2 separate regions of the Homo sapiens genome follow, and region 1 is linked to region 2. A link is a loop called in an ENCODE intact Hi-C map of the cell type or tissue named here. Cell type or tissue: MCF 10A. All regions are shown on one strand. Links, peaks and the distances in the headings refer to the core of each region. The heading gives the core; the rest is flanking DNA. Region 1 has its middle 7.9 kb from the start of SLC23A2. Region 2 has its middle 46 kb from the start of TMEM230.

Region 1 (8,631 bases), core at 443-8,442, 57 kb after region 2:
TATGAAATGCTCCACCAGCAACTGCATCATCAGCATCAAAGACTACACCTCCATCCGGATAAATGTGGCTGAGGTTGATAAAGTCACGAGCAGGTTTAATGGCCAGTTTAAAACCTATGCTTTCGGTGGGGCCATTTGAAGAATGGGCAAGTGAGATGATCTATTCTCCCATCGTCCAATGCTGATGGCATTGCTGATGGCATTGTCTCAAATAACTTTTTTAAGACACTGTGCCCGACCCTTCTTCTGTCTTCCCATACCTACCAGCATGCAGGTTCACTGGGGGCAGACCTAGTAAGTTTGGCTTTTTTTTTTTTTTTTAGATGGATTCTTGCTCTGTTGCCCAGGCTGGAGTGCAGTGGCATGATCTTGGCTCACTGCAACCTCCACCTCCCGGGTTCAAGCAATTCTCCTGCCTCAGCCTCTCAAGTAGCTGGGACTACAGGCGCACGCCACCATGCCTGGCTAATTTTTGTATTTTTAGTAGAGACGAGGTTTTACCATTTTGGCCAGACTGGTCTTGAACTCATGACCTCAAGTGATCCGCCTGCGTCAGCCTCCCAAAGTGCTGGTATTACAGGAGTGAGCCACTGCGCCTGGCCAGTAAGTTTCTTTTTGTTCATTTGTTTGTTTTTTTTTTGTGACAGATTTTCGCTCTTGTTGCCCAGGCTGTAGTACAATGGTGTGATCTTGGCTCACTGCAACCTCCATCTCTGGAGTTCAAGCGATTCTCCTGCCTCAGCCTCTCGAGTAGCTGGGATTACAGGCATGCACCACCACGCCTGGCTAATTTTGTATTTTTAGTAGAGACGGGGTTTCTCCATGTTGATCAGGCTGGTCTCAAACTCCCGACCTCAGGTGAACCACCCGCCTCAGCCTTCCAAAGTGCTGGGATTACAGGCATGAGCCACTGTGTCCTGCCCAGTAAGTTTCTTATCCATCATTTTGTCAGTGGTGTCTAGCTCAGTGCCTGCCAGGTAGCACATGACCAATGAAGAGTGTCTGTACTAACTTATAGGAGGTGAGTTAGTGGTGCAGCCAACACTCTGGGCACAAAGGACTCGAATTCCAAGTGACCTTACAAACTAGAGACCTTATCAAAAACAGAGAATGGAAAAATATCACCTAGGGAAAGACTGAGTGTTTGATATTATGGCTCAAAAACCAATTGTGGGCTCAATTCTACAGCTAGATTAGGCTTCTTATATGGTATTTGTAAAGGGCTATAAAAAAACATCTGCAGGAAGCACGTTCACATCAATTACCTCATTTAATCCTCATACCAACCTAGGCAGTGGATAGGGCAGACGAAATTGTCTTAAGTTTACATACTAGGAAACCTAAATGTAGTTTGGTTATATGATTTCCCCAAGGTCACTGAGCAAGGCAGAGGCAGGCCAGGGACCCTGTGCCTTTTCTCGCCAAGGCTGCATGAGGTGTATAACTCATTTATTCTAGGATCAAAGAAATATTCAAACTTAAACCTTCACATCCTGCAGTACAGACACATCCCTCTTTTCTAAGGCACACATTCCTGGAGACAGCACCTGGGACCCATTCAAGACCCTGAGCCTTTTCTTGTGCCCCAGGCCCCACCTCAGACAGAGACCAAGCTGTTTGAAACAGGGAACAAGCCCAGCCGCGGTAGCTCACACCTATAATCCCAGCACTTTGGGAGGCTGAGACGGGGCGGGGGGAGGTGGGGATCACCTGAGGTCAGGCGTTTGAGACCAGCCTGGCCAACATGGAGAAACCCCGTCTCTACTAAAAACACAAAAATTAGCCAGGCGTGGTGGTGGGTGCCTGTAATCCCAGCTACTCGGGAGGCTGAGGCAGGAGAAACGCTAGAACCTGGGAGGTGGAGGTTGCAGTGAGCCAAGACTGTGCCTTTGCACTCCAGCCTGGGCAACAAGAGGGAAACTCCATCTCAAAAAAAAAAACAAAAAACAACTTTTTGTAGTATACATACAGAGAAACACACTTAAGTGTGCAGGTTAATGAAATCTCACAAAGTGAATATGCCTGTGTGCCTAGCACCCATAGCAAGACATCACACATGGCCAGCTCTTCAGAAGACCCCTGTGCCTTTGCTTAGTCACTATGCCCCCAGAGGGTGACAGTATCCCAAATTCCAACAGTTTTGTTTGCCTCTTTTCTTTAAAAACAAAACAAAACAAAACAAATTTGCTGTCATCCACTTCCTGTTTGAAACTCTTTTCTTTTTCTTTTCATTTTACCTGTCCCTCCCATTCAACCTCTTTTCTACTTTATATAACTACTGATAGATTTTTGTCCTTTTTCCTTATTTCCCCCTCAAAGACTAAGTGTGTCCATGAGGGTCTAGGTTAAATTCCCTTATTGAAAAAAGCTTCCCTCCCTTTCCTCCTTCCTTCCTTCCTTCCTTCCTTCCTTCCTTCCTTCCTTCCTTCCTTCCTTCCTTCCTTCCTTCCTTTCTTTCTTTCTTTCTTTCTTTCTTTCTTTCTTTCTTTCTTTCTTTCTTTCTTTCTGTCTTGACAAGGTCTTGTTCTGTCTCCCAGCCTGCTAGGCTGACGCGATCTCGGCTAACTGCAACCTCCACCTCCCGAGTTCAAATGATCCTCCCACCTCAGCCTCCCCAGTAGGTGGAACTACAGGCGTGCACCACGATGACTAGCTAATTTTTTTTTTTTCTTTTTGAGATGGAGTTTTGCTCTTGTTGCCCAGGCTGTAGTGCAATGGTGCAATCTCAGCTCACTGAGACCTCCGCCTCCTGGGTTCAAGTGATTCTCCTGCTTCAACCTCCCGAGTAGTTGGGAGGCACATGCCGCCACGCATGGCTAATTTTGTATTTTTAGTAGAGATGGGGTTTCACCATCTTGGCCAGGTGGCCTTGAACTCCTGACCTCAGGTGATCTGCATGCCTTGGCCTCCCTAAGTGCTGGGATTATAGGCGTAAGCCATCGCGGCCGGCTAATTTTGTATTTTATATAGACACGGAGTTTCACCATGTTGCCCAGGCTGGGCTTAGACTCCTGGGCTCAAGCCATCCACCCACCTCAGCCTTCCAAAGTGCTGGATTACATGTCTGCGCCACAGTGCCCAACCCAAAAGTCTCATTTCTATACCCTGGCACTGGAGCCTTCTGTGTTTTGCCTGTAACCTATGTTTTCCACTTGGCTTATCTGATGGTTAATTATATGTATCAACCTGTCTGGGCTAAGAGATGCCCAGATAGCTGGTAAAACATTATTTCTGGGTCTGACTGGGACGGTGTTTGCAGAAGAGATAAGCATTTAAATCAGTAGACAGAAAAGTTCCACTTTCACCCACGTGAGCAGGCATCATCCAATCCACTGTGGGTCCAGACAGAACAAAAAGGCAGGGCGAAGGCACATTTGCACCCTCTTCTGGAGCAGGGCCATTCATCTTCTCCTGCCCTTGGACATCACAGCTCCAGGAACTCAGATCTTCAGACTCAGGGTGAAGGACACCACCAGCTTTCCAGGTTCCCCAGCTTGCAGACGGCATACGGTGGGACTTCTTGGCCTTTAGAATCACGTGAGCTAATTCCTGCAATAAATCCCCTCTTTCATATCCTCTTTTTTTTTTTTTTTTTTTGAGACGGAGTCTCACTCTGTCGCCCAGGCTGGAGTGCAGTGGCGTGATCTTGGCTCACTGCAAGCTCCGCCTCCCGGGTTCAGTCCATTCTCCTGCCTCAGCCTCCCAAGTAGCTGGGACTACAGGCGCCTGCAACCACGCCCGGCTAATTTTTTGTAATTTTAGTAGAGACGGGGTTTCACCACGTTAGCCAGGATGGTCTCGATCTCCTGACCTCATGATCCGCCCGCCTCGGCCTCCCAAAGTGCTGGGATTACAGGCGTGAGCCACCGCGCCTGGCCCATATCCTTTTATATATCCCTCTATATATCCTGTTGGTTCTGTTTCTCTGGAGAACCTTGACTAATTCAGTTTCCAATTCTCCAGAACCCTGGGGGTTAATCCTGAGTTCTTTCCCTTCGCATTTCACCTCTCATCAGCGGGCAGCCCCTGTTGGTTTGGTGGAACAAGTAAAGTCATTGAGTACTAACTGAGTACTTCAGTAGTAACCGAACTGAGAACTTACTGTGTGGTAGGCACCACGTGAGGAGCTGGCATACAGAATTAAATAAACCAAGACCTCTGCCCTGGATGCACTGACAATTAGTGAGGGAGAGAAACAGAAAAACAACTTATTTCCATACATTTCTTTCTAAATGCTGTGATGCATGGAGGGAGTATACTTGCACCAGCCTAGGGACTCGGGGTGGTTCCAGGAGAGGCCAAGGTGGGACTTTCTGAGCAAGAATGATCCAGAGGACATTAAGGAGATCCAGGCAGTAGAAATGTGATGGCCTTGAGGAGCTTTTGCAGGGACAACAGAAATGGACATAGCCACACTCTCCTTATCCCCAACACCTTTTTTGAAGGGAGCAGGAGGAAGAAGAATCTGAGAAGAAAGAAAAAAATACAGTCAGAGAAGTAGAAGAACCACTAGGAAATGCAGTCACAAAGTCAAAAGAAGAGAGATTATCCTGAGAGAATACAGCTGTGCCAAATGCCTCCAGAAAATTAAGATGCATATGCAAAAGATTCCCTGGATTGTGCAATTTTGAGGGCATGGCTAATTTACCTGGGCAGTTTCAGAGGAATACAAGAATGCAGCCCAGATTGCCTGGGGTAAAGGGAGGAAGGAAGTGAGGAGGAGGAAATAAATACTGTACGTGGCTTTTTTGAGAAGCTGAGCTGAGAAGGGGAGATGATTGTGGGAACTGGGAGGATGTAAACTTTCCAAAGACAAGGGTGGTAGGGCCGAGCGTGGTGACTCATGTCTGCAATCCCAGCACTTTGGGAGGCTGAGGCGGGAGGGTCACTTGAGCCCAGGAGTTCGAGACCAGCCTGGGCAACATACCCATCTTAAGAAAAAATAAAGAAAGGGAGGTCAGCATTGAAATATGGAGGACACCCAAAGGAGGGGTCTTCAGTACTCGAGGCAGGGAAGAGAGGTCCCTCATGGGAAAGTGGGGTCGTGGATAAGGGGAGGTGGGGGATGAGGAAATGCCCTTCTCATGACCAGTTGCCAAAAATCAGGAAGCAAGGTTATTTGCTGGGAGTAGGGGAGAATGGTTAGGTAAGGAATTTGGGGTCATTCGAGGGTAAGAGGTTACTTCCATTAGCTGGGCTTCAGATCTGCCGGAGCTGCAGAGTGAACTGGGGTGGAGGAGGCAGAAGCAAACCCTGCTTCTTTGAGCCCCTTGGGCATAGATCCGTGCCCACCAGTGTGCTTTTGTGTCAGACAGATTCCAGAACTAACATTCTGAGTTCAGGGTGTGTGCATTTAAACGCTCTCTTTTTTCAAGGGGTAGGGGGTTGTGGGGGAGACAAGGTCTCACTCTGTTGCCCAGGCTGGAGTGGCACTTAATGCCACTGAGTGGTACACTTAAAAGTGGTTAAAAAGGTAAATTTTGGCTGGGCGTGGTGGCTCACACCTGTAATCCCAGCACTTTGGGAGGCCAAGGCAGGTGGATCACCTGAGGTCAGGAGTTCGAGAGCAGCCTGACCCACATGGTGAAACCCCATCTCTACTAAAAATACAAAAATTAGCCGGGTGTGGTGGCGCATGCCTGTAATCCCAGCTACTCAGGAGGCTGAGGCAGGAGAATCGCCTGAACCCAGGAGGCAGAGGTTGTAGTTAGCCAAGATCATGCCATTGCACTCTAGCCTGGGCAACAAGAGCAAAACTCTGTCTCAAAAAAAAAAAAAGTTAATTTTATTATACATATATTTTATCACAATGAAAAAAGGAATGAAATATTGAAGCACACTACAATGTAGTTGAACCTTGAAAACATGGGAAGTGAAAGAAGCCAGTCACAAAAGACCACATATTAGTATATAATTCATATAATTCCATTTATACTAAATGTTCAGAATAGTCAAATCCATAGAAAGAGAGTGAAGATTAGTGGTTGCCGGGGCTGGGGGAAGAGGAGAAATAGGAAATGACTGCTAATAGATATGGAGTTTCTTTTAGGAGTGATAAAAATGTTCTAAAATTAGTGGTACTTGTACAGCTTTGTGAACATACTGAAAACCACCAAATTGTATACTTTACAATTGTTTACTTTTTTTGTTTGTTTGTTTTTGACACTGAGTCTTGCTCTATTGCCCAGGTTGGTGCGCAGTGGTGCGATTTCAGCTCACTGCAACCTCTGCCTCCCAGGTTCAAGTGATTTTCCTGCCTCAGCCTCCCAAGTAGCCGGGACTACACGTGTATGTCACCATGCCTGGCTAATTTTTGTAGTTTTAGTAGAGACAGGGTTTCACTGTGTTCACCAAGCTGGTCTCCAACTCCTGACCTCAAGTGGTCCACCTGTGTCGGCCTCCCAGAGTGCTAGGATTATAGGTGTGAGCCACCAGGCATGGCCACAATTGTTTACTTTAAATGATATATTCTAAAATGTATACCTTAAAATGGGAGTATTATGGGTACATGAATTATATTTCAAAAAAAATAAAAGCAAGCCTGGCGGTGGAGTGGGGAGAAGCCTACGTGGTATACATGCTATACGGTGCCTATCTCATAGATCATTCAGCCATTCCCTGATCGATGGATGTTTAGGTTGTTTTCAGGTTTTTTGTTTTTGTTTTGCTACTTGAAACAATGCTTCAATGCACATCATTGAACACGCACGCACGCACACACACACACACACACACACACACACGTCATTTCAGGCAGGTCTTGGTCCTGCCACGCAGCCCTAGATCTGTTATGTCTTAGTATGAGACAGATGTAGAAAGTGTGAATTCTGCTGACATCAAGAGATGGTGCAGGCCAGGAGTGGTGGCTCACTCCTATAATCCCAGCACTTTGGGAGGCCAAGGCAGGTGGTTCACTTGAGGCCAGGAGTTTGAGACCAGCCTGGCCAACATGGTGAAACCCTGTCTCTACTAAAATTACAAAAATTAGTGGGGGGTGGTGGCAAACACCTCTAATCCCAGCTATTTGGGAGGCTGAGGCAGGAGAATTGCTTGAGCCAAGATTGTACCACTGCACTCCAGCCTGGCCAACAGAGCAAGACTCCGTCTCAAAATAAATAAATAAATAAATAAATAAATAAATAAAATGGCTTTTACAGATGAACATTTGCCATCAATTTGATGATAGGAAAGACTAACTTTGAACCCCAAGTAAGCAAAATCTTATTTTCCCCACCCCCCAAATTCTATTATTTTCATTAGTAGACCTGTATTATAAAAATATTATGCTCAATATGACTGGGCACGGTGGCTCACGCCTGTAATTCCTAGCACTTTGGGAGGCGGAGGCAGATGGATCAAGAGGTCAGGAGTTCAATACCAGCCTGGCCAAGATGGTGAAACCCTGTCTCTACTAAAAATACAAAAAATTAGCTGGGTGCGGTGGCAGGCGCCTGTAATCCCAGCTACTCGGGAGGCTGAGGCAGGAGAACCGCTTGAACTCAGAGGGAGGAGATTGCAGTGAGCCAACATCCCACCACTGCACTCCAGCCTGGGCGACAGAGTGAGACTCCATCTCAAAAAACAAAACAAAACAAACAAAAAAATATATTATGCTCAATCATTATTATATTTTGAATTTCATCAATAAGAAATCTGTGGAAATTTGTTTTCTATCATTATATAAGTACTGTCACCTTTTTTTTTTGAGACGGAGTTTCGCTCTTGTTGCCCAGGCTGGAGTACAATGGTGCGATCTCAGCTCACTGCAACCTCCACCTCCCAGGTTCAAGTGATTCTCCTGCCTCAGCCTCCCAAGTAGCTGGGACTACAGGCATGCGCCACCATGCCCGGCTAATTTTGTATTTTTAGTAGAGACGGGGTTCACCATGTTGGTCAGGCTGGTCTCGAACTCCTGACCTCAAGTGATCCACCCATCTCGGCCTCCCAAAGTGCTGGGATTACAAGCGTGAGCCACGGCGCCTGGCCCCTATCATTATATAAGTACTGTACCTATATAATGTCATCAATTTTACCTCTTGGCCCACAAAACCTAAAACATTTATTATCTAGCTCTTTCCAGAAAACGTTTGCCCCAGGTCTAGACTCCAGAGAGATGTTGAAAATAACATTGAAAAGTACTGTATGAAGATGGAATAGCCCCAAGCTACAATTACCTCTCAAAAATAACACAGCCTGGAAATGACTGAAATTTCAATCAAATTAACCAGGTCATGAAACGTTCTTGATATATTCTGCTGATTTAGTTTAGAGAAGTTAAGGGAGGAGGAAAAAAAAACCTTGTTTGTATGAGCTGTAATAGAAAGGAAGATGAATGGAAAATAAAAGGAAAAGCAACTGAAGAGGAAAAATTTGATGTATTTTTTTAATTGATGATAATGGTAAAAATAATTATGTAAAAATAATGATATCGAACACCTACATATTCATGCACTGAATAAGCACTTTATATACATTTAATCCTTGTAAGACGTTGAAAGACAGAAGTCAGAGCTATCTGCTGATACCAAAGCCAGTTTGTCAGCAGTAAAATCTCCAAAAAAAAAAGAAGAAAAAGAAGCCGAGACTAGAGATTAAGGGCCTTGAATGCTACACTGGGAAAGGTTTATTCTT
Region 2 (8,631 bases), core at 274-8,273:
GTGCTGTGCTATTTGGGAGGCTGAGGTGAGAGGATCGCTTGAGTGCAACAGGTCAAGGCTATAGTGAGCCTTAATCGCACCGCTGTACTCCAGCCTGAGCAACAGTGAGATCTTGTCTCAAAAGCAAAATAAAGAACCAACCAACAAGCAAAATCTGCCAGGTTATTTGCAAAGGGTAAACAAAAATTCTTTTATGCAAATATTTGTTAGGTCTTCACCCTCTCAATAATTAAATACTGCTTTCACTTACACTTGAATTAGTGGAACCATTGTGGTGAAAGGAGGCCACCTGTCACCTACCACAGCCCTTTGCGCATCTGGATCAGGAATATGGCAGAGTAGGTCAGCTGGGCAGTGCTTTCTCACCAGTAAGACTCCTCGGTGATCAAGACAACTTCTTCCAGGTTCTCTTCCTGGCTTAGTCACTCTTCCGGTTATCTATTTCTGCATTACAAATGGCCCCAACACTTCATCACTGGACAATTGATTTTTGTGTCTTATGGTTCTGCGAGTTCACTGGGCTCAGCTCAGCAGTTTTCATGTGGGATCTCTTAGGTGATTGTTGTTAGATATTGGTTAGTGCTACAGTTAGCGCAAGACTCAACTGGATGCAAATACAAGATGGCTCATTTATGTGGCCGGTAGGTGATGCTAATTGTCTGCTGAGAACTCAGCTGGGACAATCAACTGGAGAGTTGATGCACGGCCTTTCCAGGTGGCTCAGGAGTCCACTTAGCATGGGGGCTGGGGTCTGAGAAGGAGTGTCTCGAGAGCAAAGTTCCAAGAGAGCTAGATGAGACCCGTAAGGCTTCTTAACTCCATGCCCGGGAAGACACAAGATGTCCCTTCCACTCTTAAGTCACTAAGGTCAGCCCCAATTCAAAGAAAAGGGAATTTGCTGGGCGCAGTGGCTCACACCTGTAATCCCAGCACTTTGGGAGGTCGAGGCAGGCAGATCACTTGAGGCCAGGAGTTCAAGACCAGTCTGGCCAACATGGTGAAACCCCGTCTCTCCTAAAAATACAAACATTAGCCAGATGTGGTGGTGCATGCATGTAATCCCAGCCACCTGGGTGGCTGAGGCACAAGAATCACTTGAACCCTGGAGGCGGAGGTTGCAGTGAGCCGAGATGGTGCCACTGCACTCCAGCCTAGGTAACAGAGGGAGACTGTCTCACAAAGGAAAAAGGAAAGGAAAAGGAAAGGGAAGGGAAGGGAAGGGGAGAGGAAAGAAAGGAAAGGGGAGAGGAAAGGAAAGGAAAGGGACTTAGACTCTACCCCTTGAAATGCATTGCAGCATTCATCTACGGGGAGGGAAGGAAATGTCGGTGTCTGCTCTCTTCAGAGGTAGTTTCCCTTGGTCACTCACTGAGTGACAGATCACAAACAACCATGCAGTGAACAAGTAGATCTTGAGCTCCTGCCTCACACAGGCCTTCAGGAAGTGTTGTGGAGCACCAAAATGCATAAGATGTGATTTCTTGACAATTAGGATTTTTTGAGGGTTGAAGAGGCAGAACTTGTGGTGGAATTGAGAAGGGGTGTTTCTTTCTCAGAGTCTCGAATCCACCTCACGGGAACAAAAGAAAGCTGACCACAAACATCTACCAGCATCCCGTGGGTACATGATGGGAGGCATCAGTGGGAGGAGTCCCGAAGGAGGACTCAGCTCAAGGCTTCCAGAAGGAAGAGGAACACAGGTGTCATCACCTGACTGAGGTTGGTGCCTCTAATTTGAGATAAGCATCTTAAAAGGGCTAAACTGAAAATGTCCTAGGAATAAGTACGTCAGCATGAAAATGACTGATTGTAAAATGCAGCAGAGAGCTTCTCCTACTAAGAGCAGGATATGTGGAGGGAATGTTCCATATGCCTAGAGGAGCAGGCCAAAGGAATTCCAGCTGCCCTCTACCCCCTATGCAACTCCTCTTGTGAATGGTGAGAATGGCGCAGACCACTCCCCATGGCCCCACCTCTGTTCCTGAGGGTAGGAGGATTCCTGTCCCCTTCATACCATCCTTGGTACTGAGAGCGATGCTGAAGAGACTGGGATGCTCATATTCTCACAAAGGGACTGCAGGGTGGTACAGATGGCTGGATGCCCAGTACTACATCCATTCTCCCCTTTTTCTTTAGTAATAGAACCACTGAACCTTAGCTGGATGAGTAATAAAACCGCTGGATAATCTTGGCCTAACATGGTGATATGATTTGGCTCTGTGTCCCCACCCGAATCTCACTTTGAATTGTAATCCCTGTAATTCCCATGTATCAAAGGAGGTACTAGGTGGAGGTAATTGGATCATGGGGTGGTTTCCCCCAAGCTGTTCTTGTGATAGTGAGTGACTCTCATGAGATCTGATGGTTTTATAAGCATCTGGCATTTCCCCTGCTTGCACTCACTCTGTCCTGGTGCGCTGTGAAGAAGGTGCCTGCTTCTCCTTTGCCTTCCACCATGATTGTAAGTTTCCTGAGGCCTCCCTGGCAATGCAGAACTGTGAGTCAATTAAACTTCTTTTCTTTATAAATTACCTAATCTCGGATATTTCTTCATAGCAGTGTGAGAACAGACTAATACGCACAGCCATTAATAGAAAAGCTACGTTTTCCAGCATGCCTTCTAACTAGGTATGGTCATGTGGCTAGGTTCTGACCAATGGAACACAGGTGGAAGTTGTTGGAGAAAACGCCTTAAAACGGGAACAGCTGCAATATCAGCTGCAAGACATTCTTTTACCTTTCCACCTGCCTGGGACCTGGATGTGGAACTGCAGTGTGCCTTGCAAACTTGAAGAGAACGACCTTGATAATGGATGGTGAAGCAAGAAAGAGGAGCCTGAGGCTGAGCGCAGTGACTCACACCTGTAATCCCAGCACTTTGGGAGGCTAAGGTGGGCAGATTGCTTGAGCCCAGGAATTTGAGACCAGCCTGGATAACGGTGAGACTCCATCTCTTGTCTCTACAAAAAAATTTTAAAAATAGCCAGGTCTGGTGGTGCATGCCTGTACTCCCAGCTACTCTGGAGGCTGAGGTGGGAGGATCACTTGAGCACAGGAGGCGGAGGTTGTAGTGAGTCATGACTGTGCCACTGTACTTCAGCCTGGGCAACAGAGTGAGACTCTGTCTTAAAAAAAAAAAAAAAGCAGAGGGGGGCTGGGTGGGGAGGCCGGGTGTGGTGGCTCATGCCTTAATCCCAGAACTTTGGGAGGTTGAGGTAGGTGGATCATGAGGTCGGGAGTTCGAGACCAGCCTGGCCAACATAGTGAAACCCTGCCTCTACTAAAAATACAAAAATTAGCCGGGTGTGGTGGCACGCACTTGTAGTCCCAGCTACTCGGGAGGCTGAGGCAGGAGAATCGCTTGAACCCAGGAGGTGGAGGTTGTGGTGAGCCAAGATGGCACCATTGCACTCCAGCCTGGGTGACAGAGCAAGACTGTCTTAAAATATATATATATATATATATATATATATATATATATATATATATATATATGAGCCTAAACACTGTTGACATTGTGGCATATTCATCTGCAGCGTGGTGGGCAGTTCCAGGACACCTGACATGTTCCCACTGCAGAAACCACACGGGTTTCTCCAGCACCACTGAGACTTGCTCAGCCTGTGTAGAGTAGCCTGGACATACTGGGGCTTTATTTTCCTGAGGACAACCCTCAACCAATGAGTGCCAGGAATCAGTGAGTAACTGCCCACCTGTTTTCCCCCCTCACCGGATAATTCTGAAGCATCTTTTACCCAGCTCTGCAGAGGATCCCTGCAGGACTGAGCCTGGTGCCCGCAGTGATCATCTGCACTTCAATGCACCTTTCCTTGGCTTTCCGCCCTGCGCCGTTTCTCACTTCTCCACTACTTGGAGTCCTTTCCAAAGAAACTATCCATACCTGAAATCTACTTTTACGTAAACCCAAGCTAAGACGGTGGAATATTGCTTCATTTTGAAGTCAGTGGGAGCAATTAAAAGCTTAAACAGGGGCTTGGATGTATGTGGATTGGCAGCTGAGGACCCCAGGGGTGGGGGCCAGAGACTGGAAACAGGTGAGTGAGGGGATGAACACCCTCCTGCCTGTGAGGGATGATGAGCATGAACCCGGGTCAGCGAAGTTCTGTCTGACCCAAGGGACAGTCAAGGTGTGACCTCGTTAATCACAGGTGTGAATAACCAGGAGGAGGGTCCTTGGGTATGTTTGGGGTTTTGATTTTTTTTTTTTTTTTTTTGAGACAGAGTCTCTCTCGCTCTATCGCCCAGGCTGGAGTGCAGTGGCACAATCTCACTGCAACCTCTGCCCCCCGGGTTCAAGCTATTCTCCTGCTTCAGCCTCCCAAGTAGCTGGGACTACAGGCATACGCCACCACACCCAGCTAATTTTTTTGTACTTTTAGTAGAAACGGGGTTTCACCATGTTGGCCAGGCTGGTCTCAAACTCCTGACTTCAGATGATCCTCACACCTCAGCCTCCCAAAGTGCTGGGATTACAGGCGTGAGCCACCGCGCCCAGGCAACATTTTTGTTTTTTAAAAAATGTTCTCTTTCCTCTGCTCCCTAGTTTTGCCTTTTCTGGGATGCTCCAGAACTCTAGGAGGACAAAAAAGCCCTTCATGTCCAACATTAGAGGAAGGCAGCATCCTCCAAAGAAGAGTGACTCACCCTGACCAGCTGGCAGAGAAGCCCAAGGCCAGGCCCTGGGATGTGGAGAGCCAGTCCCAGCCTGGTCTGGAAGGAGGCGTGCCAGGGTGGCAATGATGCATCACCCACGTGGTTTACTGGCCTTGACTAACCTGACCATGACTTAGCAAAGCTGTGAGGTTTCCCAGTCTGGGCCAATATGGGTGTGCGGGTAGAATACAGCCAGCATGGGGAGGCGAAGGCCTGAGCAGCATGCCAAAACCGGGAACTTGTGGCCTCCTTCGCCATCACCGCAGCCCCTCTCCACCCTTCCTCACATCAGCCCCTGCTTCCCCGGTCATTCCAGGGACGGGGGTCTCCAGTGCAGCCCACTCCTCGTCATGGTATTACTCCAGTACAACTCCAATCTGACCTACAGTTTTGGTGTTTGGCATGGCAGGGGCGTGATCCCTACTACATACAACCAGTGAGTCACAGACCTTTGGTCCAGTCTGTGGACTGGTCACTTCCTGTCCTTCATATGAGCTCCCACAGAACCCGGGTCCTGCTCCAGAGCCCAGGCGTTAGACAGGCCCTGGCCTTAACCCGGTTATCTCAGAGGCATCCCACATGCGTCCAGGACACCTGGGAAGCTGGTGGTAGTGAGGAGTGAAGGGCAGTAGGGGGCCTCTGCTCTGGCCCCCTGGCTTCCTGCAAGCCAGGAAAATAGGCCCCACTCACAGCCACTTCTCCCCTGCTGGCTAGCCTCAAAGAGATCATTAGAGGGACTTTGCTGCCCATAACAACAAGGACCATTGGTGAAAACAAGCAGCTCAGGGAAATGGATCATGGAAATCACAGAAACAGAGATTTCTCTGTTCCCATCCCCTAAGATCACCAGTGCCCCTGCTCCTGACAATTGGTCACCTCTCAGCCAACATCTGAGCCTCTGGTGTCCCTTCCTTGTGACAGAGTTCATGATACTCATGGGTTATTTCAATGCATTGGGAAGTTAATCTTTTTTTTTTTGAGAGATGGGGTCTTGCCATGTTGCCTAGGCTGTTCTCAAACTCGAGCTCAGGTGATCTTTCCCACCTCGGCCTCCCAAAGTGCTGGGATCACAGGTGAGAGCCACCACACCTGGCTGAGGAAGTTAGTCTTTATAATGAGACTAAACCTGCCTTCCTATATTTTTCATCTTTTCATGTGCTTATTGGATATTTGCATTTCATTCATGGAAAAAAAAAGATATCTTTTTGGTTTTTGTTTTTTTAATAGAGATGAGATCTCACTTTGTTGGCCCAGGCTGGTCTCAAACTCCTAAGCTCAAGTGATCTTCCCACCTTGGTCTCCCAAAGTGCTGGGATTACAGGCATGAGCCACCACGCCTAGCCCCTGGTATTTTTTTAATCTGTACAAGTATCTGTACTTTGGTTTTCTTTCTTACTACAAATGCTATCTTTGTTTTCAACTCTTTTTTTTCTTTGATCACCTTTTTCAAAAATGTCCATTTTATTATTTTTCCTTCATTGAATTAGCATTTGGTTTGATAAAATTTATTATTGAGTTTTGTTTTCATTTGATTTATTTTTGTTTTCATCTTTAGTAATTTTTGCTTATACTTCCTTTGGACTTATTTTGCTATTCACTTGTCAGCCTCCTAGGTAGAAAATTTAATTTACTTAATGTCAGTCTTTTTTTATTTTGAGACGGAGTTTCGCTCTTGTTGCCCAGGCTGGAGTGCAATGGCGTGATCTTGGCTCACCGCAACCTCCACCTCCTGGGTTCAAGCGATTCTCCTTCCTTAGCCTCCCAAGTAGCTGGGATTACACCCACGCCCCACCACACCCAGCTAATTTTGTGTTTTTAATAGAGATGGGGTTTCTCCATGTTGGTCAGGCTGGTCTTGAACTCTCGAACTCAGGTGATCCACCTGCCTCGGCCTCCCAAAGTGCTGGGATTACAGGCGTGAGCCACTGCACCCGGCCTGATAATGTTTTTGTTTTTGTTGTTTTTGAGATGGAGTCTTGTTCTGTTGCCCAGGCTGGAGTGTAGTGGTGCAATCTCAGCACACTGCAACCTCCGCCTCCTGGGTTCAAGTGATTCTCCTGCCTCAGCCTCCCGAGTAGCTGGGACTACAGGTGTGCGCTACCACACCTGTCTAATTTTTGTATTTTTAGTAGAGACAGGGTTTCACCATATTGGCCAGGCTGGTCTCGAACTCCTGACCTCAGGTGATCCACCTGCTTTCAGCCTCTCAAAGTGCTGGGATTACAGATGCGCACCACCACTCCCAGCCAGTCTTTCTTGTTTCGTTATCTGTGAGCCTGTGGGTATGCATTTTCCTAAGTACCACTTTGGCCACATTTTCCAGATTTTGACATGTAGCTCTCTAATTATGTTTTATTTCTAGGTTGTAATTTGTGTTTTTATTTCCCCTTGGAACCAAGAATCATTTAGAAATTTTTCCAAGTTAACAAATTTTGGGATAATTTTTTGGATTTTTGTTATAAATTCTATTTCATCATGGTCAGAGAATACACATGTATGTGTACATCTGTATGTATATGCAGCTTGTATGACTTTTCACTTTTCTGTAACTTTAATCCACCTGTCTCAGGTCTGTTCTCCGATCCCCCTCAAAGAAAGCTTAGTTCCTTTTCCACAGGATGTGCCATTAAGTATTTCATAGCAGGCCGGCCATGGTGGCTCACACCTCTAATCCCAGCACTCTGGGAGGCCGAGGTGGGCAGACCACTTGAGGTCAGAAGTTCGAGACCAGCCCAGCCAATATGGTGAAACCCCATCTCCACCAAAAAATACAAAAGTTAGCCAGGTGCGGTGGTGCACCCCTGTAATCCCAGCTACTCAGTAGGCTGAGGCAGGAGAATTGCTTGAAACTGGGAGGCAGAAGTTGCAGTGAGATGAGATCACGCCATTGCACTCCAGCCTGGGTGACAGAGCGAGACTCCATCTCAAAAAAAAAAAAAAAAAAAAAAAAAAAATTCATAGCAGCTACTTAGTGATTCCTGTTGAGGGGGATGGAGGAGGATTATGCAGTCCTCCCCTGGAGACTTTTGGTCCTCTGGGGCCTTCTTAAGCACTCAGATCCACCAGCCTCCCTTCCTCCTCCCCAGTTACTGCGTTGAGACAGGATAGGAAAAACTGCTCTAAGTTAGACATTCACAGTAGGACAGCCGTGGTGAGGCTTCACTGTCCTGGAGTCCATCTCTGAAGACACTGGAGTCTCTCAATGTCCCTCCCTCGTAACTTATGAAGGCAATATGGTGCTCAGAATGCAGGGAGCAGAGCATCTCCTCTCTCTGTCCCTGGAGACTATACTTCTCTTTATGTGCTTCAAAGCTAGTATTGTCTTCTTCATAGCTCAGTCTATAAACCAAAGCCCCAAGCCAGTGTTTCCCACATTGTATTCCATAGAATACCAGCTCTGTAGATATCAATAGGTAATATACAGTTCTGTTTAGGGACTGCTGATTATTTATTTATTTATTTATTATTTATGACAGGGTCTCACTCTGTTTCCCAGGCTGGAATGCAGTGGCACTGTCAGGGCTCACTGCAGCCTTGAACTCCCGGGCTCAAGTGATCCTCTCACCTCAGCCTCCTGAGTAGCTGGGACTACAAGCATGCACCACCACACACAGCTAATTTTTTGTATTTTTGTTTTTAGTAGAGACAGGGTTTCGCCATGTTGCCTAGTCTGGTCTTAAACTCCTGAACTCAAGCAATTGGCCTGCCTTGGCCTTTCAAAGTGCTGGGATTACAGGTGTGAGCCACTGTGCTCGACCTAGGACTACTGATTTAAACAAAGAGAAATTTACTTCTTTACCATGGGCATCCAGGTCTCTGTATTTTCTAGTGCATAAATTGACTTTTTTTTTTTTTTTTAATTGAGACAGAGTCTCACTGTGTTGTCCAGGCTGGTCTTGAACTCCTGGGCTCAAGTAATTCTCCCACCTCTGCCTCCCAGTGTGCTGGGATTACAGG

Evidence for each region. A loop is a pair of places that touch in the nucleus more often than their neighbours do. Peaks named below come from ENCODE experiments on the same cell type or tissue, not always from the same donor. Only the 100,000 strongest peaks of a DNase experiment are listed, where the experiment ranks them.
Region 1: it touches region 2 in a loop (1.9-fold over the local background); 11 of 110 quality-filtered maps call a loop at or near these places.

What each region holds. Positions count from the first base shown.
Region 1 is chr20:5,005,061-5,013,691 of GRCh38, reverse strand. It overlaps a transcript of SLC23A2 not described here and the pseudogene RPS21P7. Among named protein-coding and RNA genes, the nearest start is that of SLC23A2, 7.9 kb to the right of the region's middle. RefSeq lists a promoter at 3,399-3,664. In MCF 10A, for the core only: no CTCF peak of the experiment used is centred there; a DNase peak (open chromatin) is centred at 4,701.
Region 2 is chr20:5,062,275-5,070,905 of GRCh38, reverse strand. It overlaps a transcript of TMEM230 not described here. Among named protein-coding and RNA genes, the nearest start is that of TMEM230, 46 kb to the left of the region's middle. RefSeq lists an enhancer at 4,529-5,029. In MCF 10A, for the core only: no CTCF peak of the experiment used is centred there; DNase peaks (open chromatin) are centred at 2,785 and 4,755.